Regions from separate parts of the Mus musculus genome. Here region 1 is linked to region 2. The links are chromatin loops, found by intact Hi-C in ENCODE. Cell type or tissue: heart. All regions are shown on one strand.

Region 1 (8,000 bases), 70 kb before region 2:
AGCAAAGAAGGAGAGGGTCCTGGCGACCCAGGCGTCTGAAAACTCCATGCACTGCAGTATGTGGCATGTGTAGCTTGCCTCATTGCTTTATGAGGAACAAGCATGTTTTTTATTTTATTTTTAATGTTTAGCTTTTAACCCTCGAGAAAACAAAATTTCCACAGTCTAAGTGCAGTATTACCTTGAGCAACACATAACCCAAAGGCCTGGAAGAGACTCTGTTCAATCTGACAGCACTGTAAAGGCCTGTCATTGTGCTGCCTGTATCAGACCAGGCAAGTTGAAACTGACGAGTATGCAATCTATCAAGAAGTACATGTTAAACGGCACGAAAGAAACTAAAAAACACAACAATACCGAAACCTCCAAAACCCAGATACCAAGAAACTAAAGGTTCATTCCCAAGGATCTTGTGAGAGAGCCTCTAAAATTAGGCTTAGCTTTGTCAAAAGAGCAAAAAACAAAGTAGCATCTTGACACGTTATAATTTATATACTTTTATCTAGACAAATTACTTCTTTTTATTTGACTTTATGCATTATTATGTTGTTTTGTGTATGTGTCTTTATATGGTGTACATATGTGTGCTGGGAAATGTGGGTGGAGGTCAGAGGTCAAATCTGTGGGGTCTAGTGGCCAGGTTTATGCCATAAGCACCTTCATTCACCGAGCCACCTCACTGACCCTAGATATACTATTTGTTGTTAGAAATATAAGTCCTCCCCACCCCCATGTTAGCTATGATATAATGACAACAAGAGAAATATCCATAAATCTATGGAAGTTTTAAATTATATTTTACGGTAGGTCTTTACATTCAAATTTTTGTCCTTCATATGATAATTCCAACTAGTCAGACTGGAAGGAAGGAACAGAAATGTTTATGTGTCAGCCCAGAGAGTAGATTTCTATTTGAGATTCTGATTTGTATTTTGTGAATGCTCTTGATGGTTCATGCAAAAAGATTAACATGAAAAGACAAAATCCAATTCCCCTGATATGCCCATGTGTTTACCACAGTACAGACTTGAGTCTCAAGATAATAAATTTTAATTTTTCTCTTCAAATGAAGAGGACTAGGAGAGTAGGCGAAAGCATTATGTGGCTTTTATTTGTACCCAGGACCATCACCTGATGCCACCATATTGAACTATTTTGTTGCTTAGTTACAGAGAGAAACAAAAAAATACATTTTGCCAATTTATACCTGGCTTATTATTTGGTCTGAATTTCGTATTTGAACTACAAAAACAATTTTTCTTCAAAAGGAACATATGCACACACACAGATATACATACACACACACACACACACACACACACACACACACACACACACACACATACACACACACACACACACACAGACAATGGAAAAAGTAAAAATGAAGCTGACACTATTGCAGCATTCTTTAGCAAGATAGGGAAATATATGCCCACAGCATGCTGCCATTCATTCATATTAACATCTGACCATGAAGAATCAAACCCTTCAATGTCCTTATATTGGGAAAGAAAGAAAGAAAGAAAGAAAGAAAGAAAGAAAGAAAGAAAGAAAGAAAGAAAGAAAGAAAGAAAGAAGGAAAGAAAGAAAGAAAGAGAAACAAACAAACAAACAAAACAGCAAAACCAAAGAAGCAGCCCCGTCTGGACGTCTTGTAATAACTGCTGAACAAACTCCTCCACTTTCTTTAGAGCTTCACCAGGATAGGCAGTTTCTCAACATTTATGCTTCATGGCAAGCTAAGGAGAGAAAGGGAGAGGGATGAAAAAAAAATGAGACCGTATTACTAGGCAGCTCTCTCTACTTTTCCTTCCTGCATTCAGGATTAGAGATCTTATGCCTGGTACCAACCACCACTCCTGTCCACTGTGGTCCTGATAGATGTGTAATACTTACACAAATAGGTCACAGGGCACTGCCCTTTGCCTCTTCCTGTACATTGACTTTGTTGGTACATGTGCCTGATGATGGAGGATGCTGTGTGTTTTCTTTCATTCCTCAGTAGGATAGATGAAAACAAAATGCACAGAGAGAACAAGCGACTCGCCCCTGGGAGAGCTGGGATTCCCGGGTCTCTAGATATATCAAGAAGCAACACTCCTGGGATCTTAATACTTGATGACATCTGATGAAGTGTGAAAACTCAAGAGCATGTAGAGAGACACTCTCAAATAATCTACACCATATCCCTCCTAGACTTTTAATCAGATCCAAAGTTCTTGGCAATTAAATTGTATTCCCTTATAGGGACAAACAATAGACCTTAACTTCCAACTACTAGTGCTTTGCCTCATCCTGGAACATATTAATAACCTATCATTCCAGCAAAGCCCAGGGCAGTCACAACGTCATCTTATTGGTGGCCACAAGAGAGAGGTTAGAACCCTGAGCTCCCACTAGGAAAACAGCATCAACATTTCTTTATGTGACAGAGGATGGCTGGCTATTATCCTAGGTATTGTCTCTAAGGAAAACCTTAGCTTAAAGTCTTGATAACTTTTTGTGTGGTGGAGCCAGTAAAGATCCCCTCAGACCTCCTGCTGGCTAATGCTGCTGGTTAGTCAATGGTCAGATGCAGAGTTTGTTCTGAGTACATCCATTTTGCTATACTGAGTGATAAAGATTTTTTTGGGTTTGGGGTCAAGAACTGTGCTGATGCCTAATAACTCCTGACATTAAAAAGCACTTAGTTATGGGCATAGTGAAGTGAGAGAAGAGAGGTAGGACCCTGCCTCAGACCTAGCCCAGTCTTCAGCCACATTCTTGGCCCCCGTTTTTGTTCTGCCTCCAGTTTTCATATATTATTTAGCAAAGAGGTCCATCAAATAAACACAGAGCTGTTAAGTGTTGTGTGTAATGAATTCCAACCATAAATATTTGATCACAGCTACTGTCTTGGTATTCATTGAGCTATTAACTTTCCACTAAATAGGCTTGCGCCAGGTCACATAGCCACTAATCTTCAGGAATGATTGCACTGCTGCTCAAGCTAGACCCTGAGTTATGGCCACCTGTACTTTGCAGAAATACAATTGAATAGGACGATTAGCTACATAGATCTTATTGTAGTACAAATATTTGTGTCTTCCTCAAAGTCAGGTGCCAAAACCAAACTGCCATGAGATGACATTAGGAGGTGAGCGTGGGAGGTGACTGGATCTGGAGGTGCAGAGACCTCAGAATGAAGGAGAGACTCTTCCCCTTTTCATTATGATAGGATACTCTCAAAGGTCACCATAAGTGAATCAGGAAAAAGACCTTCATGGGGCATGGAATCTAGCATCTTGATCTTGGACTTCTCTGTAAGAAATTAATTCATTGTTTAATCAATTACCAGGTTTTTAAAATTTGTTTGTAGCTTTTAAGTAGCCTGGACAGACTAATAACACCTAGCAAAAAGTGGTAATACCCTGGTTTATAAAAGTATCTGGGAATGAAGGACTTTAGGATAAAGAGCACTAAACAAAATTAGGGAACCAGATTATACAATTTTGCTACTAAAGCCTTGGGTGCTTCAACATCAATGCTTCCCCATTGTTCCCCACTCCTGTAAAACTGTCGGAGAGTAATACAAGTGCTGGAGTTCCTCCCTTAAATATTCCCCCTGGTTTATTTACTGAATAGTTTACAGAAATCCCCTACTAATGCTCTGTAGTCTATTCTACATAATGATAATGAAAAAAAATCATTACAGACACTAGGATGTGCTTTAAGAGAAGAGTCCCTTCCCTTTTAGCCTAAAGGCTCAAACTGAACAACTGCAACAGAACTAACAAGAGGGAGGGAGAGAGAGGACGGGGGGAGGGGGAGAGAGAGAGAGAGAGAGAGAGAGAGAGAGAGAGAGAGAGAGAGAGAGAAAGGGAGGGAGAGGGAGAGGGAGAGGGAGAGGGAGAGGGAGAGGGAGAGGGAGAGGGAGAGGGAGAGGGAGAGGGAGAGGGAGAAAGAGAGAGAATTTATTGTCATCTCTTCTACCCTGGTGCAGAAGAGTCCAGATCAACTCTTTTTGCTGTGAGAAATGTCATTTGAGGATGCTAGTGTGGGTAATGTTCTTGCCTGCTGACTCACCACCCATGGCGGGCTGTCAAAGCCTGGAGCACACTGCAACCTTGAGCTTTCGGGGGCAGGGGAAAGTGAGTGAGGCTGCTTGTGCTGTGCGTTGCTCTTTCCTAATGGCTGGAACTGTGCCAGACCCACAGCTCAGGAAGGAACAATACTTCCTCATGACAGGATAACCAGAACTGGGGTGAGGAGTGTGCTGGGCCAGGAGAGAAGCATTGTCCCCCATCTCTGTTCTAGAGGGGACTGGCACCCATACAGCTAGAGGATGAACAAAAGAGACCTGTTCACGCTTGTACCTGGGTCACTGCAGGGGTCCTGGGAAAAATGACAAATGGTATTTTTTTACAATAATCTAGAAAGACAGGCCACAATTTCCATTGGACCTGGTTGTCCTCAGAGGAACTGTCACCTGGGAAGATTGTTCTTTGCCATGTGCACTGTGTCTTCCTCTTGTAAACACAGCCCACTCTTCATGAGTCAACAGGCCACACATGTCTAGGAGTGTGGGGAATGGGTAGAAGGCCTGGTTCCACCTCTGAATCTTCTCACTAGCAGGCCTGGCTGGGGCTTGGCCAGTGAAATCACATCTTCATGGTAAATCTATGGTCTTATCAACAGTTCTAACCCCTAGAAAAAGCAGCCACACCTTATCTAAAGTGGTTGGCTTGCTCACTACAAATATTTCTTAGGTTAGTGGTTCATGAGCACATAGCCCAGTTTTAGAAAACTGCAAGCCTAGCCCTGACACTGTCTTACACTCCCTTGTACACACTCACCCAGGGACTTTTTCTCCCCTGGGAACATCTTCTGGAGGGGAAACCAATTATAATGCCAAATTCTCTTGCCTAATTGACCTCTACTAAGACCACCCTGCCCTGCACTTACCAAAGCTGGAGACCCCTTTGCAGTTTATGGCCTCATCAATTTCTAGTCTCATAGGCTGTTCTAAGATGTCTCTCTGTTCACATACTATAAACTTCCCACTCGCTTTCCTTTTGAATTTGGATCACACAATATTTATCTGCATTCTTTTTTAAAATTGCTGTTTTTGAAGATTCTCAGTCATCTGTAATAATTCCTCAGTTTCATTACTGATCCCATTATGTCACCAAATAGAGGACAGGTTCAGCAAAAGCTATGTTTATTGAAATAAATCATAAACAGTTTAGATTTATATGCATGTTCCCCTCTGAACTAGAGGAGATAGGTGTGGTTATTAATCAATTGTCTTTGTTTAACTGATAAGAAAACATGGGATTTTGAGAAATTTAGCATTTGTCCTAGCTCACCCAGATGGAAAATGACAGAGCCGGGCTCAAACATAAGAAGTTAACTACTATACCATGTTATTTCCCAACCATTGAGCAAACTTGGCCACAGTGTCAGGGAAATAGTGGCAATGGCCCAGAACTTGGATGTTTGTACAACCCCTGGTGAGAGGGACGCCTATGTGGATGACATCCAGGTATTGTCTACCCCACATTAGGAAGAATAATTTCACAGCTTCCTTGGTAACCTGGTTTGTGGTTTAATCATTAGCCGAAACTATTTTAGCAGAGCTTTATCAGTGCACCACAGTGGGAAGGCAAACGAGACAATTGCCTGGACCACTCGACCTTTGCAAACTTTAGGACAGCTGTAATGTTACTTCCTTTGGCTTTCTCTTTCCCCACTCAATACCACTACTCAGATTACCACTGTCCTTCTCCTATTTAAATACTTTAAGTTGCTTTGTGTATGAGTGCATCAGGGCATGAAATCTCTCATCATTTCCTTGTACCAAAGCCTTGGGGAGCATGCATCTGGGTTTACTTCATCACAGCTCGTAATGCGACGTCCTGATGCCAACTTGTCTGCTGGCAGACTTGTCTTGGACAGACTTGGTTAGTTCTCCTTCAAGGAACTCTACCTGGGTCTCAGAAGCAGCAGTGCACTAAGACCCTGTTGTGATAGAGTCACTGAAGCCATCTGTCAGGAGCCAATCTCCTGGAGTGCTTTCTTATGAGCCCTAGAGAAACATCTTCTGTCCACTAGAACGTATTTTTCTTACTGCTTCTTGGTTGTCCATTCTTGTTTCCTCAGCAGAAGTGGAGTATTCTCTGCAGGCTAATTGAATTATTCTCCCTTAAAAAATCAACTAAAACCTATCTGCAGGTCCAGATCATGAGCGTATCAGGCCGACCTGTCACCAGTAGAAATGGCTCCAAGAAACTTAAATTCAAGTCACCAGCTAGAAACTAACTACTCTTTGATTCTAAGTATAAGCACAGTAATAAATCATCTTTACCAGCTGACCAGTGGACCTCCTCTTTCCTTTGGTTTATGATTGCCTTAGATAGATGCTGACAGTAAATAGTCCTTTTTTCTTCTGAAAGGCAGTTAACAGCAAATGTAAACATGCATGCTAAGTATCCAGTCACACAAGAAGTACCTTCCTCAGAGTTCTGGGACAGGCGATAATCTTGCTGCCACATCTGCTCAATATTAGAGATCCAGAGTGGAGGTTTTGAATCAATATCCAGCCAGGTTCAGAGGGGAAACTAGCCTTGAGACCAGGGCTTGTTTTATATGTCCAGTGAAGAGATAACAACATGTGACATACAGTGACAGATACTTAGAATGAGAAAAAGAGAGTGGAAAAGGACGCCTGAGAAGCTTCAAGTCCAATACAACTGTGGTCAATGACAGGGAAATATTGTGAACACCGATCTTATTTCTCCCCCTTTCTGTGACCTGAGCCTGAACCTTGATATTTAGGACAGAAATTAAAGATTTCTTTCGCTATCTTAAATACCTAAAAGTCAGAAGGTCTGAAAAAGAGATGAGGCCATTAGAAAGAAGATGGTAAGCACAAAATCCAGATACAGGGAAAAAAGCTGCAAGGCTCTAGTAATTAGAAAATGATGCACCAAAAGGAACAACAACCAAGAAAATGCTCCTTGATTTTCTTATCCACCCTGGGAACAGTGTCTTGATATTATGACCTCTGATAATCCAGCATGAAGACCCTGTTCTCTGCTGGCTCACCTTGTGTGCGGTTTCTGCAAACTGCTGGGCACTGTTCTTCATGTCTTCTGTCTTCTCCTCTGCTCGGCCTAACCGTTCCCCACGCTCGTTCAAGGCCTGGCTTGCCTTCTGTACTGCACTGGTCACACTATCAGCTGCTGAATGGAGGATGCTGTTTCCTGGAAAGATTGCAAGAGTGTCAGGAGCTAGATTGGATCCCCACAAAGACAGATAGATTGATACCCACACGATGGAAAGGCCCAAGGTGGATGGTAGCTGAAAATAAGTTTCCATTCTTTTGGGTGACTCATTCACTTATAAGTCACCCAAAGATCTGCCACAAGACCAGAGCAAATCCTGCCAGCTTCTCTCCACTCCATCACCATTTATTCTACTTGAGGAGGCTCCAAAAGATGGAGCCCAGTGGAATTTAAGACTAACTTGCATAGGTAAATGGGAACAAGTTCACAAAATTGGGAAAGTCCATTAAGATCTATTTGCATCTTATGTACATTTTTATTATTTTATTACATTTATTTATCTTTTCTCTCGTGTGTGTGCGTGTGTGTGTGTGCGTGTGTGTGTGTGTGTGTGTGTGTGTGTGTGAGAGAGAGAGAGAGAGAGAGAGAGAGAGTCAGAGGACAACATCTGGAAGTTGGTCCCATCCTTCTATCACATGAGCCACTAACCACTTAGTTAACTGGTGGCACATACCTTACCTGGAGCCACCACACTAATTTATTTTTGATGACAAGTGTCTCACTCAAGTCTAGGTGAGCCTGGGATTCCATCTTTCGGCCTCTACCCTGCAAGTGGGAATTCCAGGCATGAATTCCATGCTCTATAAAGCCTGTGATTCCCCCCAACCCCTTGGGCTGGGGAACTGAACCCAGGGCCTTGTAAATGCTAGACAAATCCTCTACCACTGGCTT
Region 2 (8,000 bases):
GCAAGCAGATCTGGAACAAAACACTCATGCCTGGTGTATTCAAATCTGAAACAGTTGGGCATGGACTGTTCCTTTCTATAACTGTGGGGCAGAGTCTACAGGCTTACATGCAGTTCCAGCAGAACTTCTCTGCCAGTGATTTGGAGGCAAATTTGGAGGCCAAGTATGCACATTTTAGCACCCCATAAACTTTGGAATTCCTACTATGAATTTGCCAGGTGAAGTGTGAGGATGTTAGCTCAACCTAAAGTTAGGGTAGTGGCTGGATTACTTCCTTCTCCGAAAGATTTTCATATTGCGTAGTAGTAGTAGTAGTAGTAGTAGTAGTAGTAGTAGTAGTAGTAGTTGTTGTTGTTGTTGTTGTTGTTGTTGTACTAGCAGCAGCAGCAGCAGCAACAGCAGCAGCAGCACTTTGGTGCCAGATAGGACCTTAGACCTTGAACATGGGGGGCACCCACTCAACTGAGCTCTATTTGTAACCCTGTATTGCTGTATTTGTCTTAGCTGTGTAATTGTCTTCTTTAGTGTTGTGCTGGATATTAAATCAAGGGCTTTAGAGATAATGAATTACCTCTGTGATGGTTTGTATATCCTTGGACCAGGGAGTGGCACCATCTGAAGGTGTGGCCTTGTTGAAATAGGTGTGACCTGGTTGGAATGGGTGTGTCACTGTGGGTGTGGGTATAATATCCTCACCCTAGTTGCCTGGAAGCCAGTCTTCCACTGGCAGCCTTTGGATGAAGACATAGAACTCTCAGCTCCTCCTGGACCATGCCTGCCTGTTGCTCCCACCTTGATGATAATGGACTGAACCTCTGCACCTGTAAGCCAGCCCCAATTAAATGTTGGTTTTTTTTTTTTTTATAAGACTTGCCTTGGTCATGGAGTCTGTTCACAGCAGTAAAACCCTAACTAAGATACCCCCTCCTCCCCCACATACTCATACACCCTTACCAACCCCAGTTTGTCTTTTCTTAGAAACATGGGTCTTGCTGTACATGGTGTGTCCATTTCAGGGGTGAGGTTTAACTGGAATCTGAAACAAGGAGGTCTGAATGACTTTTCCTGCTACAGAAATAGGCATGAGGGCACTAGCTACAGGTCTAGTACGTTTGGGATGTGATCTAAAGGTGTAAAAAGTAATGATTCCTTCAAATATGGTGGCCACTCTGGAGGATGCAGTAGAAGGATCACAAGTTTGAGGCTAGCACAGATATACAGTAAGTTCAAGTCTAGCATTTAAATAGTAAGATTGCATCTGACCAGAATAAAACTAGCTCTTTGGTTGGAGGAGAACTTCTGCCTTGGCAATTAGGAGATGTAACCTGTTAAGTATATTTTGTTCATCGCCTCCATTTCTTTGGAGACTCACCATGAGTACCTCTATGTTAATTAATATCTATAGAAAGATGCTTATATGTGACTATACCATGATAAGCCAATGCCAGTTTGACTATTGTATGTAAAAAACAAACAAACAAACAAACAAAAAACCCACTAACTTTATCTTAAAAGAAAAAAAGACACACCCCTCATTTGTCAGAAGCAGCAACTTTATTAGAAAACACTTCTCTGGGCCAGAGGAGGCAACCAAGCTACTGTGTCTCCCTAAAGTTTTTCCCCATCACTAGCGCCTTAAAACCTGTTCCATTAAAATTAAAACCTATCAGCACCACAAGTCTTCAAACATCCTTAATAAGATTTCTTATATAAGTGTAAATTTGAACCAATTTTTCTTCTATCTTCAGACAGATTTTTCTCCATTCCAAATAGTGAGAAAGCACTGTGGCCAAAGGTCTAGGACTTAGCTTTGATTTCCGATTTGCATCATAATAGAGTTCAGTATACCACTGGCCATCATAAGGCCTAACAAAGCAGTATCTTAATTAGCCTTTGGTGGCCCTCAGGAAGATCTGTAAAGAGGGAAAACCCTCCAGAGACTAGCAACAGTCAACAAGGTCACAGAGAAACTAAGCTGCCAAGATTTCCTCAAAGACTCGCTTGTTCAATTTTAGACCATCTGCTTGGCAGATGCCTCCTAGACATTCTCTAGCATAAACATGAAGTCCACAGAGATTTCGGAAGATACTCACTCATGAGTAAAGAACTCACCTAGAAAAAAAAAGATGAAAGACTTTTTGTGTACCTGGTAATACAAAACTATTTTAGCAAGTTAATACAATGAAAGAAAGCTATCAGGTATCATGAGGATTTTATATTAAATATTACATATTTTCTCAGCCACTGTGAACCTGAAGGTGATGATTCTGTATGATCCTGGGAACACACATTTTAGTATTCAAAGGCATTTGTAACATGTTACCCTGTATGACACGTGCACGTGTGTGTGTGTGCACGCACGTGTGCGCATAAACAAACATACACACAACCCACCACCATCAAAGAACCCAAGCACTACCAAAACTGTCGACTCTGAGCAGACTTAGACAAAATGACTAACATGGGGATTATAAGGACCACTCATATTATTATAAGGATAAAATTAATGTTTCCTGTGTGGACCCTTCATTTAGGAAGCCAGTAATGTAATTGAGAATACCAGGTTGAGATGACACTGTCGGTCTCAAACATTGAAATGATGACCTCTTGACACCAAGCCCGCCTTTCTAGATCCTGTCTACAAACAGCCTTGATGTGAGTCCATACCACTGCTGTCAACAACCCTTTTGTCACAGGTAGACCATGCTTGCCTATTCAGAAGTGCCCATCAGTAAAATCTGAACTATTGAGAAAGGATCTTTAGAGAATAAAGGTAAATTCTTTAAGCAAAGTGGATCATCATAAGTGAGTACAAGATGCCCAGTTCATTCCTATATTAATGAGGGTTCTCTGGAGAAATAAAACCAATGGGATTGGTAGATAGATACAGATATGGATATTATATTAACTAATTTATTAGGTTAGCTTTAAAATAGCAACAATACCAGTATCATGCCTGAGAGCTGAGAACATAATAGCTACTCAGTACTTGAGGCTGGGTGCCTCAGCAATTGGGGGAGCCCCTCAACAGCCCAAACATTAATGGGCAACCATTGGTTTCTAGTCCACAGTGAAAGCCTGGTTTTAATATCTGCAAAGGTTTCATCACCATCTTCACCATCATCACCATCACCATCACCATCACCTTGACTAGCACAGCTAATCAACTCAGCAGCAAGAGAGAAGACTAAAGAGCAAAAGAGGAAATGATCTCCTGCAACACCCAGTTTAATTGGACTGCTATCAGAAGATAACACACACAACTAGGGTGGTTCTTTCCACATCCATGGGAGCAATCCAGTCATTTCTTCAGGTGAGGCTTCACTCTCTACTTAGTAGTACACTGACATTACAACCAAACATCATAGCTCCCACTTACCCAGCCTATCTTTTTAGTCCACATTCCCATGTCTGGATTCAAGCCATACACAAGCAAAGCTCTTCCAACCTGTGTGCTGTTATTGCTCACACTAAATTTCAGCCTAGGATATCTTCCTGGATACCTTCTGAAAACATGAGGTGCTCACACACCAACTCCACATTCCTGCTCCACTACAAGACCCTCCTGGCTAATCCTGCTCACTGTCACGTCATTTCTCCAGGTATTTTTCTTAAGACTTGCTTTAGTACTTTGCTTAGTTTGTGCAGAAGCGCAAAAGAGATTCTTTTTTAAGCAAATGGTTGGTCTTATACTGTCAGGATTTTTCTCTTTTCTTTTCTTTTTTTAAATTCTAATTTCGTGGGTTAAATATTTTGTTATATATAGTTTATTTGTGTGATACAGCTGATTTAGAACCCCTAGGTAGGGACAGGGAGGCTTCATCAAAACTTGTAATAACTGAAAAATTTAAATTTAGAATACATGAAGGTCCCTCAAATGAGAACGTTCCCTGATAATGCTGTAGTGCAATCTGAATACTAATCATCCATGCAAAAATGGAAATGGTCCTTTACTCTCCAGGGTCTGCAGGTTAGAAAAGAACAAGCAAGAGCTAGCGATGGAGCTTAGTGGTACAGCACTTATCTAACACACATTCTCTCTCTCTCTCTCTCTCTCTCTCTCTCTTTCTCTTTCTCTCTCTCTCTCTAACACACACACATACACACACACACACACACGAAAGCAAAAAATGGTAGTTATATTTCTGTTCAGGCAGAGGTTTAACAAGCTAAGGCAATCATTAAAGGGAGCCAAATTCAAAAGTGGGCTTGAAGCAGGAAAGGAAAGGAAGTCTCTCAGGAGGTGGGATAAATACTGTAGTATGTAGAAGTGAATAGTAAATCCCATTCTCGGGAGAGAGAAAGTAAAGATGGAAATCTCTGGGGATCAGTAACAAAAGGGACAGGATCACAGTGACTTTGTCTCCGGGCTGGGGCTACCATGACAGCCAGGCAGAGGAAAGGTCAGGAAAGGTCAGTGCCCTTCTGCATGTGGGGTTGGTTTGTTTGTTTTTCTCTTCCATTAACTTCCCCCATGTCCTGAGGGCTCTTTGTAAGGTGATTTATTTTGCAGCTGGAAGTCCACTCTCTGGATGCTTCTTCCTTGCCTAAGAACAATGAGGATGTGGAGGAAGAACACTGGAACAGTGTCCAAACATAACAGACACTGACTCTATCTGCCCAAACTCCACTACAGTCCTTCCTAGGACACATCTGACAATCCATACACTGTCGCACCTGCCTTCAATAGGCAAGGAGCCTAATCTTGCTGACGTACAGGCGCAGACATCCTCGACTGACAATTTTCTCTCCTAGGGATGAGGTAATGGAATTCCCGACTACAATCTAAAATTAGTCCATATTGAACACTCCAATTGGGAGCTTTCAAGTCTGAAGCAATATGAGTTTTGAAGGCAATACCCTATTGGTTTCTTTGTTCTTGGTAGATTGCTCACTTTTGCCTTAGGGGAAGTGCACGGGAGGGTTTTGTGTGGTGCTCTGAATGGTGAATGAGGGTCCATGGCAAGAAGACTTGTAGGTTTCCTCAAGTTACGATCGAGAGAAGCTGAACGGTACAGCCACTGAGATCGGAAGTCCAGATTTGTGTCAACATGGGCTCCTCAGACCAGTGGTGTCCATTTGAAGTCAACGCTACCAGAGATGATTGTACAGGTTTGTTCTAAAGAGAAGTGCCAATGGGGAAGCGGTATATGAGCAGGTAATGTCATATCAAATTCATTCTTGGTAAGTCACCTAAAAGCATTGCTTCTAAACAAGAAAAGATTGTCACGGAGACTTCTGTCCCAGTTCTACCCACAGAAACAGACCTCTCTTACATTGCAGGTCAACTCCCATCCATGCTGTCTTGCTTATTACCGTCAAAGCTAAGCAGGCCACTATATAGTTCATGCATTATGACAGGGAGAAGGTCATCTCTATTAGAAAGACAAAGCTAATTAGTGGCTTTTGTTTTTCCCTATGAGAAAAAGGTTATTTGCTGAGAGAATAAGTAAAGGTTTTATGTAGAAATGAAAAAACAAACAAACAAAAAAAGGTTTCCTGATGGGGGCTCAAAAAAGTATGTTTTCCTGGGGTTCCAGGTCTACACTGTTCAAAGAATTACAAATAACCCTGTTGCCTCCAAGAGAAGACTGCCATTTTCTGCTGACTTTCTGCCAGGAAGACAAGCTTCTTACTAACCTGACTTTTCAGTGGAGGTCAATGTTTCTGTTGTCCAATCATCCTGGATTTCGTCTTGTTCATCAGGGGACAAAACTACATCAATGCCATAAGATTTGATCTAAAATATATATGTCCCCTCCCCTGGGATGTCTGTCCATGTAGAGAAGCATCTTGTGCACCAACACTGGGTGTAACTAAGAACAGCCACAATAACCTGAAGGTGACATCAGAGAGCAGAGAGGACTGGGAATCGGGAGAATTTGGGTAATTGCTGCCTCTCTGTCTATGAACATGGAGCATTTCCCGTTTGAGTCTATTTATCAACTTTAACATTGAACTTTGGTCAGAAAGACACGATGAACTCCCTCTAGTCTTAACCTTTTTTTGTTTCTGTTTTTTTGAGACACAGTTTCTCTCTATAGCATTGGCTGTCATGGAACTTACTTTATAGACCAGGCTGTCCTTGATCTCACAGAGATCCACTCTACCTATTGAGTGCTGGAATTAAAAGGTGTGTGCCAACATGCCTGACTCAAGTCTTTCTGTGATCCCAAAAGAAATACATACTGACACTGTGGCGCCCATTTTCTCAGGTCCAAATGCCTTCCTAATAAGGTGAGAAACAAACTTTGATGGTTTCTATCTGCTTAGCTCAGGGAGTGGTACTATTATGAGGTATAGCCTTGTTGAGTAGGTGTGTCATAGTGGGAATGGGCTTTAAGACCCTCTTCCTAGTGGCCTGGAAGCCAATCTTCTAGAAGCTTTAAGATGTAGAACTCTCAGCTCTGTCTGTACCATGCCTGCCTGGACACAGCCATGATCCTGCCTTGCTGGTAATGGAATGAACTATAAGCCAGTCCCAATTAAATGTTGTCCTCATTAGAGTTGCCTTGGCCAAGGCATCTGTTCATACCAGTAAAACCCTAACTAAGACACAAACACGTCAAAGGACTTCTGAAGTATCACAGAAAGATATATACATGTGCTAATCAAAGAAGAACATGTGAAATAGATATTTTCAATGTCCAACATTCAGGCTGTCTTTAACTCCTTATATACAACCATTCTGCAAAGACTTACATAAGATGCATAAAGGGAGGTCCAGACTTGCAGCTTCCTCTACATGGCTAAGGAGACATGACTGAGAGTAGGGTTCAGGAGGTCTCTTGGCAGAAAAGGAGTTTCATACTATGAGAAAGTTTTCTGCTGGGAATGGCAAAACCCTATGCTCATAAATTTCCTGAATTCTCTTGGAGTGAATCAGAGCTGCATATGAGATATGCATGTAAATTTTCCCTCACTTAAGAGGAAGTAAAATAGCCAAAATATGGATCACAAAGTAGCATGAATTTTTTTCATCTAGAAAATCTAAAGGCACAATTAACATTCATTGGGAAAATGTTTATTGTGTACATAGTGAAAGGAAGGTGACAGTGATGCAGTTGGGGACACAATACGGGAAGTAGACAAGGTGACACAGCACAGCTGGACTCCTCAGGAAGATGCACCTCGGAAGAAAAGGCCAAGTCCTTGACTGCTAGAATCTAGGCAGACCATCAGAAATGCCACAGTACACAATTCTTAATACCGCATTGTCATAGGATTGGGTATCAGGGGTGTGAAGAACAAACTGAATTCAATGGTGATGTGGAGAGGTAATAAGCTGAGTTCATCTTCTTTATGGAAGACGTATCCTTCCGGTCTGTTGTCCCCAAGAGAAAGTTCAAGGGAAGCAAAGCACGAAGCAGAGCCTCTTTCCCCAAACACTTTTCTCATTTCACAAGGAAACAGATGAACTTCACTAATGGGGGAGGACTGGTCCAGCATACACCGATGCATTCAGTCCGAGAGGAGCTTCTCCTTTCAGATTGCCCTGAGATAGGGAGAATCTGAAGCTGATGCTCATCCTGACCATGAAGCCACTGTACTGTCTATGTCCAAACTAAATGCTTAGGAAGTAATCTTCTTAAATATATATTTATATTCTAAAGTAGAACTCTAGACTTCCTGGTCTCATTTCCTGGCCTTAACACAAAAGCACTATTATTTTCTCAAAAGGGAAATTATTGCAGCATCCCTAACCGGACTCTGACAATTCCTGTTTGCCCCCGTCCTCTTCCTTCCCTTGAGAGAACATAGTGGATTCCAGCTGACACTGATGTGCGCAGCTCAGGGGCTGGCAGCATCAGACCTCTGTTTAAACTGCGAGAAGAGCACTTCTGAGCAAGAACAGTTAGCAGCGCTCACCCCCAAGATCTGCTCCCATCAACAACACAGCTGCGGGGCAGGTTTATTTCATTTTAAAACAGGAGTCAAAAGCGTCAGATTGGTAATTGGGCATTTAATTGGGGAGGTGAAAGTACTTGCTAGATTTAACA

The links. A loop is a pair of places that touch in the nucleus more often than their neighbours do. Peaks named below come from ENCODE experiments on the same cell type or tissue, not always from the same donor. Only the 100,000 strongest peaks of a DNase experiment are listed, where the experiment ranks them.
Region 1: it touches region 2 in a loop (7-fold over the local background); 6 of 42 quality-filtered maps call a loop at or near these places.

What each region holds. Positions count from the first base shown.
Region 1 is chr12:44,854,136-44,862,135 of GRCm38, forward strand. It overlaps Stxbp6 (syntaxin binding protein 6 (amisyn)), which reads right to left. Exons shown (of 6, transcript NM_144552.3): 5 at 7,090-7,247; 6 at 1-1,742. The coding sequence ends at 1,719. Among named protein-coding and RNA genes, the nearest start is that of Gm33548, 68 kb to the right of the region's middle. In heart, no CTCF peak of the experiment used is centred here; DNase peaks (open chromatin) are centred at 4,186 and 5,476; H3K27ac peaks cover 753 bases.
Region 2 is chr12:44,924,138-44,932,137 of GRCm38, forward strand. All of the region lies in intron 2 of Stxbp6 (syntaxin binding protein 6 (amisyn)), which reads right to left. It overlaps Gm33548 (a long non-coding RNA gene), which reads left to right and starts at 2,425. Exons shown (of 3, transcript XR_381565.4): 1 at 2,425-4,762. It also overlaps the pseudogene Gm15901. In heart, no CTCF peak of the experiment used is centred here; DNase peaks (open chromatin) are centred at 4,564 and 7,784; H3K27ac peaks cover 658 bases.